Linked DNA regions of Homo sapiens: region 2 is linked to region 1. A link is a contact called in ENCODE Hi-C data. All regions are on one chromosome and are shown on one strand. The core of a region is the stretch at or near the end of the contact, and the rest is flanking DNA. Distances in the headings are between cores, read along the strand shown.

Region 1 (6,628 bases), core at 2,541-5,040:
CCCATCTCAGGCAGCCTCCGAGAGGGCCCAGTTTCTCAGAGGGTTTCTCTCAGTTAACGACCCTGTCCTCAGCAGGCCCTGTGTGTGTCCGCCTGAGGAGAGAGTCTCTCGATTCTCTGCCCTCAACTTTCACACCCTGGGAAGGTCTGTGGTGCGGCTTGGTGAGCAGGTGCAGACTCTCTTCACGGCTGGGGCTTGTTGGGACCCTGGCCCAGTATGCTAGCCCACACTGGTTTCTTTTTACCCTGATCAAGGGTGGCCTCCTTTCCCTCCTCTGAAAGTGGCTGTGGGAATGACTTATTACTTTGAATTACTTATTACTTTCTGGAATTTTAATTAACTTATTTTTGTTTTGCTTTGTTCTGTTTGCAGCCTCACTTCTGCTCTCTGATGGCTTTTAAAATCTATGCTGCTGTAGGTGTTCCAGCTGTCACGTGATGTTATAATGAGAGCCATGTTCTCGCAGGATTTTTTAAGTGGGAGCAGAACGCCCCCAGTTGTTTTTTTATTATGTTCGGGACATTGTGCTTGCAAAACTGTAGGAATAATTGAGGCCTGGGATGATGTCATTTTCTTCCAGAGATGATTTTTATTTGCTTCTTCCAAGCCTAACAAGCCTAGGAGTCCTGGTAGTTGGCAGTCTGGAGTAAGTTTAATCCAGCTTTAAAAATTGAGGTTTTTCTGGGCCGCCCAGATGACTGGAAGCTGGGCTGCAGCATGCAGGGAATAGATGACCTGCTCTTGGGATGCAGCTGTTTTGGATTCCAACCCACAGTATGTGTCAGGGCGGGGTGTGGGGTGTTATCAGGGCCCCCACCTTGGTGGGTTCTAGACTCCAATTTTTTTTTTTTTTAGACGGAGTCTCGCTCTGTCACCCAGGCTGGAATGCAGTGGTGTGATCTTGGCTCACTGCAATCTCCGCCTCCCAGGTTCAAGCTATTCTCCTGCCTCAGCCTCATGAGTAGCTGGGATTATAGGCATGCGCCACCATATGCGGATAATTTTTGTATTTTTAGTAGAGATGGGGTTTCACCATGTTGGTCAGGCTGGTCTCGAACTCCTGACCTTGTGATCCACCCGCCTCAGCCTCCCAAAGTGCTGGGATTACAGGCGTGAGCCACTGTGCCCGGAGACTCCAACTTTTATCCCCTAACCCCATGTGGCTCTCATGAATAATGTTCAACCTCTCAGCTGTCTTTTCTTGATTGGCAAATATTGTTAGGTCAAAAGTGGCCCAAATGCAGCTCACCTGTCAGGATATCCGCTTTCTTCCGGATCTTAGCCCAGGATTCTGTACTATTTTGTCAGGGCTCCTATGCTTTCAAGCAAGCATTCAGCTCACCTCACTGTCGTTAGCAGGAGGGTTGGTCCAAATTAGCTAATTTGCTATTGCCAGAAGCTGCCATTTCTGTATCTTAGTTTATTCTTTCAAAAACTCAATCTTCGACAGCTGAGAGCAGTATTTAAAAATTTCTCTTCTCCTATATGATTTGTGGTTTAGGCAACTCCTGAATTTTTGATATATTTCACATTTTATCTTTTGAGATAGCATTATTTAATGTCTTAAGGTTTATAATGGTTATAAACACATGGTGAATATTTTATGCCTTCTATTTCCCAGCCATTGCTTTTTTGTCTTAAATTTTACGTTCTGTTTTTTGTGTAAATTTCATCTACTTTGTATATCTTTGCCTATATTATTATTTTGTAACCATTCAAAAATATTTTGCTTTAAACCTGTGTTATAAAAACATTCACATTGCTTATCATTACTAGCATGATTTACCTACTGTAATTTTATGTTACACATTATATATCTTTTGTTCCTCTTTATTATTTTCTTGTCTTTTGCTATATTAATCCATTTTTTTCTTACTCTTTCTCTCTAGGTTCTTGGGAATTTTCCATTCAGCTTTTATTCTATTAGCGGATGGATAACTTTTATTTATTTTTTATCTTTTTATTTTTGAGACAGGTTCTTTCCCTGTTGCCCAGGCTGGAGTGCAGTGACTCAATTTTGGCTCACTGCAGGCTTGACTTCCTGGGCTCAAACCTCCGAGGACTGGGACTACCAGCTTGGCACGCACCATCTTGCCCGGCAACTTATCTTTTTTGTAGAGATGATGGGGGTGGGGGGTGGTTCTCAATATGTTGCCCAGGCTGGTCTCAAACTCCTGGGCTCAAGCAATCCTCCCACCTTGGCCTTCCAAAATGCTGGGATTATAGGGGTGAACTACTGCACCTGGCTGATACCTTTTATTTTTAAAATCTCTTAACTTCCTTTTTTTTTTTTTTAGATGGAGTCTCGCTCTGTCGCCCAGGCTGGAGTGCAGTGGCATGCTTTCGGCTCACTGCAACCTCCGCATCCCAGGTTCAAGTGATTCTCCTGTCTCAGCCTTCCAAGTAGCTGGGATTACAGGCGTACGCTGCCACGCCTGGCTAATTTTTTTTTAATTTTTTAGTATTTATTGATCATTCTTGGGTGTTTCTCGGAGAGGGGGATTTGGCAGGGACATAGGACAATAGTGGAGAGAAGGTCAGCAGATAAACATGTGAACAAAGGTCTCTGGTTTTCCTAGGCAGAGGACCCTGCGGCCTTCCGCAGTGTTTGTGTCCCTGGGTGCTTGAGATTAGGGAGTGGTGATGACTCTTAACCAGCATGCTGCCTTCAAGCATCTGTTTAACAAAGCACATCTTGCACCGCCCTTAATCCATTTAACCCTGAGTTGACACACCACATGTTTCAGAGAGCACCGGGTTGGGGGTAAGGTTATAGATTAACAGCATCCCAAGGCAGAAGAATTTTTCTTAGTACAGAACAAAATGGAGTCTCCTATGTCTACTTCTTTCTACACAGACACAGTAACAATCTGATCTCTCTTTTTCCCCACATTTCCCCCTTTTCTATTCGACAAAACCGCCATCGTCATCATGGCCCATTCTCAATGAGCTGTTGGGTACACCTCCCAGACGGGGTGGCAGCTGAGCAGAGGGGCTCCTCACTTCCCAGACGTGGCGGCCCGGCAGAGGGGCCCCCCACCCCCCAGACGGGGCGGCCGGGCAGAGGAGCCCCCCACCTCCCAGATGGGGCGGCTGCCGGGCGGGGGCGCCCCCCCATCTCCCAGAAGGGGCGGCTGGCCCGGGTAATTTTTTGTATTTTAGTAGAGACGGGGTTTCACCGTGTGGCGTAGGCTGGTCTCGAACTGGTGAGCTGAGGCCATCTGCCCGCCTTGGCCTCCCAAAGTGCTGGGATTACAGGCGTGAGCCACCGCGCCCGGCCTAAATGTCTTAACATCAAGAATAAGGCCATATCGATCAATAAGATACATGCATACTATTTTGCCACCTCTCACTTTTTATTAATAGTATACTCTTTCTTTGCTACCTCCCAGTTTTTGTCAAAGTAAATTGTGATACAAAAACCCCAATTTATAATCATGAAATATTTATTATATTTAATTTTAATAATAATGATTAGTTTCATATTATATTAATTATAATTATTTCGTTCATTTAGTTTTATTGATTTGATTGTTCTTTGCCTTTTCTTTTACATTTTTTCTGTTGAATTATTTATTTTGATTCGTTTCTTAGCTGGCAGGACTATGTCCTCAAGTACTATTTTTCAAAAAGGGCTTATAGAAGAGCTCTCCCATCCTCAGTGGAGTTGGCTAACATCCTGTACCAGTTACCAGTTTATTACTCTCTGGCTCCAAACGTTTCTCCCTTGCCAGCGGGCACAGTGTTAAACTGTGTCAGTAGAGGGCGCTAGAGGACAGAGAGAAGAAGAGACTTCTCTTGCGGTTTCTTTAAGCTTTCCTTCCTACTTGCTTTCGGGACTCTGAACCCCCGGGGTTCTCAGCTCAGTTTCAGGGCACTTCCGCAGGCATCTTCACGGCTAGTTCTGTGGGTGTCCCACTTAGTTTCCCAGTGGCGAGTTCAGCCGCACCGTCTTGGGTGGATTCCTGGTGGAGCCGACTTGACCCAGCCAGTTTCCTGCGAAGTCCCGCATGCGCACTTCCCCGGGGGCAGCTTCCCAGCAAGTTCTGCGTGAGTCCTAGGTGGCTTTGCCATGAGTTCAGCGCATCCCCCAACAGCAACTTCCGGAGGAATTTTGTGGGCACCCCAGCAGGGGGCTTCCAGCCCCTGAGCCGTGGCCTGCCGTTCTCTTCCCCACAATGTTCGCTCTCTTGACTGTGGCCCGGTTCTGTCCAGGGACAACCCAGAGAACTCTTCTGCCCTCAATGGGCTGCAACGCACTTTCTCCAGCAAGGACTGAACCCCAGTCTCGGAGAGCTAGGCTTCTTCACGTTCGTTCTTTCTTTTTGGGTTCTCCCCCACCCCTGCGAGATCATCTAACATTCCTCTTTATTCCCACTGCACCATTAATTTCTATCCTGACTGATTCACAACCCCGAGTTCCGAAGCAAGGGCAAGCTGTGGGGCGCTTCTTGCCGTCTCTACTCAAAACGGAAAAAGCTGGCCAGGCGCGGTGGCTCACGTCTGTAATCCCAGCACTTTGGGAGACTGAGACAGGAGGATCGCTTGAGCCCAGGAGTTCAAGATCAGTCTGGACAACGTAAGGAGACCCTGTCTCTTCAAATATATATATATATATATATATATATATATATACACACACACACACACACATATACATATGTGTATATATACATATATATGTGTGTATATATATACACATATATGTGTGTGTATATATGTATATATGTATATAATTATATATGTATATATGTGTATATATACGTATATAATTATATATACACACATATATGTGTATATATGTAAAATTAGCCAGGCATGGTGGTACGTACCTATGGTCTCAGCTACTCAGGAGGCTGAGGCAGGAGGATCGCCTGAGCCCTGGGGTGTTGAGGCTGTGGTGAGCTGTGATGGTGCCACTGCACTCCAGCCTGGGGCAGGGACTGAGACCCCATCTCAAAAAATAAAAATAAAAAGAATGGAAAGAACCAATGAAATCTTGATGCTATTAACACCTCTGAATATTTCACTGGTTTCTAGAATCCACACAAAACAGGAATCCTACAGAATGATGGCTTGCAGAGGACATTGTAACAGGGCAGTCAAACCAGTTGGAGAAGTGTGCTCTGTCCTATAAAAACGTGCTCCTTCCTGACGTCTACCCCATGTTGGTGGGCCCATGATCTCCTCCTAGACCTCTCAGCTGAAATCAGTCCTGTCCCTGTGTTTGGTGTCCTTCATACCCTCTCGTGGCTGCCTCCCTGCCACGGCCCTGGCTCAGGCCCTGGTCACCTTGCCTAGGGTAGTGGCTTCCCTGGGAATGCCATCTCCACTCAATACTCCTTCTGGTGCTAGAGTGCCCTGCTCAAGGCCTCACCTCCCACGAAGCTTCCTGAACAGCTTAACTCACTGTTTCTTCCTGTTCTGCCCTCTCCTATTATCTGTGCAAATCTGAAGGCACTTTCTGCTCTGTCATGTACCTGATCTTTCCTGCCAGCCTAGACTGCTTTGATGAAAACTGCATCAGATAGCAGAGGAAACACTTATTTGTATGGAAGTGGCGTCCTCTGCTGGTAGAAGTATGTAATGACTGGAACTTTTCCCTAGCTGTGTAAAGGACCCTCACTGCCCAAAGCTGAGACAACCAGTGATACCCAAGGAAACCCAGCTGCCCTTCTCTCTGCCCACCCCAGTCCCTAAGCATGTAAAATTCAATCCACTGACTCACTCACCAGATTTCCACACCTCACTATTACACTAAGATGTTCCTGATGCTCCAGTCTCATGGATAATGGCAATCTTTAACATTAATTGGATATGCACTGTATATGCCAGGCACTGGGCTAATCTCTTCATCTGTATTATATTATTTAACCCTCATAGCAACTTTGTACGGCAGACAAGTGGACCAGATTCCTTAAAAGCAGAGCCTGGGACAGATTTCATGCATATCTTCTTCTGTTGGGGAAGAACCCTCAGAAGAAAGAAAAGGAAGGAGAGTGGGGTGGGGAAGGAGGGAGCCAGGCTGTGGTGTCAGCTGTGGCTGAGCTGCGGCCTGATTTCATGGGGATCCCTGAAGCATGTGCTACACCAGAGTTCATCTTGTCTTGAGGTCGGGGACTGGCCTTTCCTGCCCCTGTGTCAGACAAGCATCGGCTGCAAGCCCCAAGTAAGGCAGCTTCCATTCCCGGGGAAGTCTCTGCAGAGGGAATAACTGTGAACTGTTACCAGCCAAACCTCACAGCAGCCGGTGGGCAGGGATGGAGGGTTGCACCAGACCAGTAAAGGGGATTTGGCTGGGCACTAATAGCAACCATGGTACTGTTATTTCTACTGTACAAATGCAGAATTATAATCTTCCAGGTTTGTAGATACTTTATAGATTTTGAGTGTTTTCATATTCATTACCTCATTCAATGTTACAGTAAGCTTGAGAGGTAGTGATCATGATCCCCACTTTATGAATGAGAGTGAGAAGTGGGAGACTTCCTCAGGATTGTCCAGCCAATAAATACCTTCTCTGTTTATAAATAGCGTCTTCTCAGATACATAGGCAGCTGTATTGGGTCCCAGTCCAACCTCTTCCCTGTGACATTCAGGCTCTGGTCGTTTACCAAGGATCTTACAG
Region 2 (6,660 bases), core at 543-3,042, 3.8 Mb after region 1:
GTCATCCCTTTTGATCCAGTCACAGTACTCTTGATTTGTTTTTCCCAGTATTGCCTCACTATAGAAGTCTGGATCGCTTGCTACAATTTGTGCTATGAGGCGTCTCATCTCAGGGGCACAAGCTGGATTCAAGACTCCTCCTTCGACGACATAGTACACACTAGTAAAGAGGCAAGAGTTGTCTGCTGGGACCACGGTTCTGGTAAGCACAGGCAAAGTTTCCCTGACGTAACTAGAAGCACCACGTTTAGTAAATGCAGGTGAACTTCTGGGCCTGGTTTGGTCTTCTTCAATGATCAGCATGTCACCTGTTAAAAATAAAACAAATCCCGATCTGCAAAGAAATTACAGAAGAAACCGAGTGTTCTCTAGCCAAGTCTGTAAATTACAAACTGAAGGAGTTAAAGCATAAACTGGGGTTACTAAGGAGAATACAGTTTTGCAAGTAAGTTACCAGTAAGAATCTTTGTTCACTGAATTTTCATAAAGATGAAAAAAGAACAAAAAACACTTGAGGTTGCATCCCAATTTAGTGAAGGGGTCTGGAGTAAACAACTTCAAGCTTACCTAAAAAGATACATTTCAAAAACAAAATTTCCTTTCCTTATACAGTATTTTACAGAAGGTGCTCACTACAGAGTAGGCCGCTAGGGGGTTCTCCTTCTCCGGAAACTTATCTACTCTAGAGTGTTTACAACATCCTTGATACAGCAACTGAAAGCTTTTAATTATAAACACTGATGTTCAAGTTTTGATATGGCACAGAAATAACTGCTGCTGGTTAGAAATTGAAAGAGCTTTCAGTGGGTGTTTTAAAAGCTAACTCGAAAATGAGTATGCCTGTCAAACGAAGTATCTACGAAGGGGACTGCAAAAATGAATCAAGAAAAAAAAAATCCTGCACCCTTGAGATCTCATCGGTGATATAGGGAAAAAGAGACATAAGGACAGAGAAAATAGGCCCTACTTTATATTTTTGTGGACGCCGAGGGAAAACAAAATGGGATAGTTTCAAAGCCGACCAGAAAGCGGAATGGGGAAGGGGGTCTTCAAGGCTTTGGGTTCCCTTTCAACCCTGTGTCAAGACAAGGAGTTGCTAGACACTTGCCCTGGCCCCCGTCAGCATTCTCTGTTCTTTGATCTATCCTCGCCCCTGGCCTCAAAGCCCCCCCGCCGACTCACAGCCACCTTGCCTTGACTGGTGTTTTGTTCTCTCTCACGCCCCTCTCCATCCTCCCGGGACTTTCCCTGGCCCCAGCCCTGATTCCTTACCAGATTGGATGGGCAAGTCTTCCAGAATGGTATCCCCATTGCTGAGATCCAGGCACTCGGGAGGGTATCCGACGAGGATTCGCTGACCGCCGGGGGCGATCCCGGTGATGGCGGCAATTTGGCCCTGGAGTTCCCGCACCCGGGTCCGGCTGGACAGCCCCTGCAAAACATGGGTGCCGTCCTTGGCCTTGCAGCGGAGCCGCCACATCGTGTCGGTCCGGCTGCCCACAGGCCAGGCACCCGCGGGGCCAGCTTTGGTCCCGGCAGCCTGTTGGGAGACGCCGCCGGGGAAACCAGGCGCCGGGTGGACTCCAAAATGGCGACCTTTAGCGGGGCCAAACATCGCGAGAAGTTGCGGGTGGTTGCAGTTATCGCGACGCTTCGGTGCGGCTTCTGCCTTAGTACCTTAGCAAGCGCGAACTCTTTTAAAGTGACAACTGATTTTTCCCCCACCCTCAGAACGAAGATGTAAACCTCCGTATTCCTAAAGGACAACGGGTCTTGCTACCTATAGAGCGAGTGAGGTGCCCTCCGCGTGGGTAGCATATATGCTCAAGAAAAGAGGGCGGGGGAAGGAGTTCCTGAATGAAGGTCTGGAGATTGGAATGTGACCTTGCACTTAGTGAGGTCGGAAATTATTAAATTGGGGCTTCCACACTACACCCAGACTACACCAGGAGAAACAGAATCATAGTTCACAACGCAAACGAATGCCAGGAATGGTCAGTGAGTCAAAGGACCAGTCAAAAACAATCACACTTGTGACTAGACTCGTGGCTGCATTAAACATTGACTCATTGGGGTTCCAGGGGCCAAAAGACTGGCCTTTCTGCCTCCCTGGGACTGTGCTTGAAAACGTCTATTTGCCACTTCAGAAAGCACAGTATGAGGTCAGCATCTGGGCCCAGGGCAGCTGCCTCATTCAGGTGGTGGCAGTGTAAGGAGGAGTCGTGTAACGCGTGTCATCAGATTCCAGTTCAGTTCCTGGGCATACAAATATGAAGACTTCATTCCTGCCTTCATTGTAACAAGTATTCATTGCAGTTGGGAGACAGGGTGGGGTGTGAGACACACAGCCACTGAATTTCAAAGCAACGTGATAATGCTAGATTATCTGTACCTTTTCAAACGTGTATGCCTAGAACCCAGGACTGTGCCTCGCAAATAAAAAGTGTTCAACAAATACTGGCTGAATGAATAAAGACAGAGTTGTATAGACATAGAGAGGGCAACTAGAGCACTCTGGGAGTTGTAAAAAGCCTTAAAGAGGAGATAACTGTTTGAACTTTTGGAAGAATTAGTTTAATTCCCAGGCGAAGGAGGAATAAAGACATCCCTGAATTTATATCTCTCTTTTCCAAGAAATCCATACTCATTGTTCTTTATCCAGCCGGGATTCAGACAGCAAGTCCCACTTGCCAAGAGTGGGTTTATCAAGCATCAAACGGGCCCGCTGGGGCAACTATGAAAAGTGTAGTTCACTTGGTGCAAACTCACCTCCACTGTAAAAGACTTTGCTTCTGAATAAATTATATGTAATGTTTCCATCTTTTCACATCTTTCATGACTCAATTTTTTTTTGCTGGTGCAATTTTCCTCCTTGGTTCTTCAAGACGACTGCAACGGATGATACAGCCTGGGTTAGGGGGTAGGTAGGAGGGAAGGTAGGAGTGGTTAGAAGTCCACCGGGGTGGCCGGGCGCAGTGGCTCACACCTGTAATCCCAGCACTTTGGGAGGCCGAGGCGGGTGAATCACCCGAGGTCAGAAGTTCGAGACCAGCCTCATCAATATGGAGAAACCCCGTCTCTACTAAAAATACAAAATTAGCTGGGCGTGGTGGTCCATGCCTTTAATTCTAGATACTGGGAGGCAGGAGAATCGCTTGAACACGGGAGGCAAAAGTTGCGGTGCCAAGGTCGTGCCATTGCACTCCAGCCTGGGCAACAAGAGCAAAACTCCATCTCAAAAAACAAAAACCAAACCAAACCAAAACAAAAAAAACTCCAATGGGGTGTATGGGTGGGTCCAGGGAAGCTTCTGGTTCAACGATGAGAGTGGTTGATTTTCTTAGGTCACAGCGTCTGACCTGTGGAGCCGGGTATGTATACACCCTAAGGCATAATTAGCTCAAGTGTTGTGGTAGTTTATTCTAGCAAAAACATCTTTAAAGCTTACGTTCCCATTTATGGATCTAATGAGGTTCTGCTGGGATTCAGGAATGAGAGCGTTAATCTTTGCAGCATTTTCTCGTCACCCGGCACACCCGCTCTCAAGACGCCTACCGAATAGTCTACTCTCGCGAGAGTCAGAAAAAAGTCAAGCTTTTTATTAACACCGCCCCCAGCCCTATTAGTTACCAAGCAACAGTGCCACCAGGCTCCTCGGCGCTGGGAAACTCAGGAGCTTGTGATCTCTCTGGTTCCGACTTCCAGCCGCCTTCCCGAGCCAGTTAGGCGATTGCGACCCTGCCCCGCCCCCTGGGTCCTGCAGGCGCCCGATTGGTGGATGATTCTCTCCAGGTGAGGACCTACGCGCGAGGGGGCGGGGCCAGACGGGCTCACATGATTTGCCGGCGACTGTAGCGCCGGTCCCGGCCACAAGCTGTCGGCTCGGTTCGGTCGCGTTACAGGGCAGGCGCCGGGGCCAAGGCAGGGAGGGATCTTAGGAGAGATCGTAGGGTGAGCCACAGCTGCGCAGCCCCGGGTAGGGTCTAGCGGGGCGGGATGTGGGGGCTGCGTGCCCCCGGATGAAGTGCGGGGAGAGGTGCTGGTCCCCAGGCATGGCAGGCAGCGCGGACGTTCTGGGACCGGGAGCCACAGTCTGTGTTTGGGTTGGAGGATTTGTGTGGTCAGTAAAGGAATCGTGTAAGGCTCTTGAAGGCGCAGGATCTTCCGTCCTCACCAGCCCCCTGTTGTCTGAATTGGGGGCATGAGCTCAGGACTTTCCCACTCCAGTTTGAATCAGGGCTTACCCCTCTTCCTGAGGTGACCTTGGGGAAGTCATTTACCACCTCAGCGCTCCGGCGTTCTTTAGACTGAGTCCCGGGGGTAACTAGGGAGAGGGTGCGGAGCAGGGCTTGAGAATGCACTAGAGGAGAAATGACGACGTGCTAGGGCTGTCTTGGGGTCCAGTTACTGTTTTTCCTTCAGGGAATATGTTCGAGATTTTCCCACGTCCCTCACTTTTTTCTTTTCTTTCTTTCTTTTTCATTTTTCATTTTTTTTTTTTTTTTTTTTGACAGAGTCTCGCTCTGTCGCTAGGCTGGAGTGCAGTGGCGGGATCTTGGCTCACTGCAACCTCCGCCTCCCGGGTTCAAGCGATTCTCCTGCCTCAGCCTCCCGAGTAGCTGGGACTACAGGCGCGCACCACCAGGCCCGGCTAATTTTTGTATTTTTAGTAGAGACGAGGTTTCACCATGTTGGCCAGGATGGTCTCTATCTCTTGACCTCTTGATCCGCCCGCCTCAGCCTCCCCAAGTGTTGGAATTCCAGGAGTGAGCCACCGTGCCCGGCCTCACTGTTTGCAAAACTGAGTCCTACCGTTAGATTGGAGTTAATTTCCTGGTAATGTACTTCGTCTATACATAACCCACCCCACCCCAACTGCTGCCACTACTCTGCCCAGATTCTTAAAACTAGAATCTGAGGTCATGAAACCTTGAGCAGGACACTTAATTCGATGAATCTCAAATTTTCAATCTGTAAAATGAGAAGAAATAATGGTGGCAAAATCTGCCTAATTACAAGATTATTGTTAGGACTGAAGAAGATAACGTCTGTAAATGTAGACTCGTAAGTCAGAAGATAAATGTAAGGTTCTAGTGCAACTCTTTTTATAGGTGAGGAAACAGAGGGCTAGAGAAGTAGCTGCTAACTGGGAGAAACAGGACTGAACCTGCCTCTTGGCCCAGGGTGTTTTTACTTATACCACACGGATCCAATGCACTGACTTTTTTTAAGTTATGTCTTCTTTCTTCCCCTTCCCTTTTTTACATTCTACTTCTCTGTTTCAGACATCTGAAGAGCTGCCATGTCTGGGGCATCTTCCTCAGAACAGAACAACAACAGCTATGAAACCAAAACCCCAAATCTTCGAATGTCAGAGAAGAAATGTTGTGAGTTCTGGCAGAGAGGAGGGACTGCTCTCTCTCAGCATTTTATCTTGGGAATATAGTTATAATCCTGGACTCTGCTGCTTGGTGGGAGTGATAAATAATTATTTGACATGGAAATTTAATGCAAAGTCTCCAGGGTAGAATGTCCTGTCTAAAACAAGTAGACTTAGTGAAATGTCTGTTCTTGGGGCTTGACTACTGGTGTAGTCCAGCAGTTTCTTACTGCTTTCTTAAACTGAATCTCTGTCTCCTGGGATGTTTGCACACTGGCTTGCTGATGGAAGTTAGAACTAACATTATTGTACACACAATGAGTAAGGCACAGTTGCAGGTGCAGGAATTACTTGGAGCTGGTAATGTTACCAGCTTTATCTGTTGGGCTAAGTTTTGGGAGAGTGCTGCTCATTGTAGAAATTGCAGATGGGAGCCAGTGCTGCTTGGTTTCCTTCCTACAGGCCTGAGGGGAATGAGCCCTGACACTTGGCTTCTCACAGTGTCTTGGGCATCTTACTTTCTCACAGGTTTAGCCTTTGTACTTTGTAAACTATTTTCCCTATAGGTTCATTTTTTTGAGGACAGCTTTCACATGAGCATTTTCATTTCTATGCCTGTCTTTTAGATAGAAACAGCAGGAGGGTTTGCGAGGAGATGAAGCATCATTTCCTGTCCCCAAGCATCTGTATTTCTAAGCATCATAGGCTGCATAGCTTCCCAAAAGATCTGGGACTCTGTTCCCCACATATTTTGGGGAACTTCAAGGAATGCTAACTCTTGCCTCTGCTTCTGGATGGCACCATTCCTGCAGAATCCTGTCAGTCAGTTCTTCTCACTTCAGTGGTTATATATATATATATATATATAGCCAGTTAGTCAAGGAATATATATATCTCAGCAGGTGGAAACAGCCGACCAGCATGAGACCAGGAATTATCTCATGTTCAAAGCTTTTCCCAGAGCCTCGACCTTGATGTCATGCCCTTGTCAGTTTCATGATTGACAATGATAATCTCTCTTCACCTAGCACCCATGGAGCCTGCTGGACAGAAGCAGCTGGCTGGATGTGATACTGGGGTTGGCAGAGTTAGGGTCTACAATTAGGGTCTCTTTTCTCTGCCAGGGCAAGAAGCCAGGTGCTAAGGGCAGAATACCCCATGAGAGATAACTAGTATAGCATGATGTTTGAGTATAGCCTCTGGAGTCAGACTGCCTGAGTTTGAATCCCGGGTTTATGACTTCTTAGCTCTTGAACAAGTTGCTTGTTCTCTCCATGCCT

Evidence for each region. Hi-C counts contacts between places; a loop is a spot of excess contacts on that map. Pooled maps may share reads with other maps.
Region 2: a pooled map of ovary shows a loop between it and region 1 (10-fold over the local background). The contact joins the promoter of YOD1 here to the enhancer-like site in region 1. A Hi-C loop is called at or near these places in 1 of 168 maps with a recorded cell type or tissue (gastrocnemius medialis) and 2 of 50 pooled maps.

The regions. Positions count from the first base shown.
Region 1 is chr1:203,263,686-203,270,313 of GRCh38, forward strand. It overlaps LOC124904486 (a long non-coding RNA gene), which reads right to left. Exons shown (of 2, transcript XR_007066798.1): 2 at 3,429-6,628. Among named protein-coding and RNA genes, the nearest start is that of LINC01353, 20 kb to the right of the region's middle. Within about 2 kb of position 3,791, at least 35 of the 41 ENCODE cell types and tissues checked have a DNase peak (open chromatin) inside an H3K27ac peak, as active enhancers do; they include gastrocnemius medialis, where a contact is called at or near this core.
Region 2 is chr1:207,049,416-207,056,075 of GRCh38, forward strand. YOD1 (YOD1 deubiquitinase) reads right to left here and starts at 1,793. Exons shown (of 2, transcript NM_018566.4): 1 at 1,273-1,793; 2 at 1-308. The coding sequence starts at 1,615. PFKFB2 (6-phosphofructo-2-kinase/fructose-2,6-biphosphatase 2) reads left to right here and starts at 3,860. Exons shown (of 15, transcript NM_006212.2): 1 at 3,860-3,951; 2 at 5,286-5,387. The coding sequence starts at 5,303. RefSeq lists enhancers at 1,357-1,927, 3,151-3,790.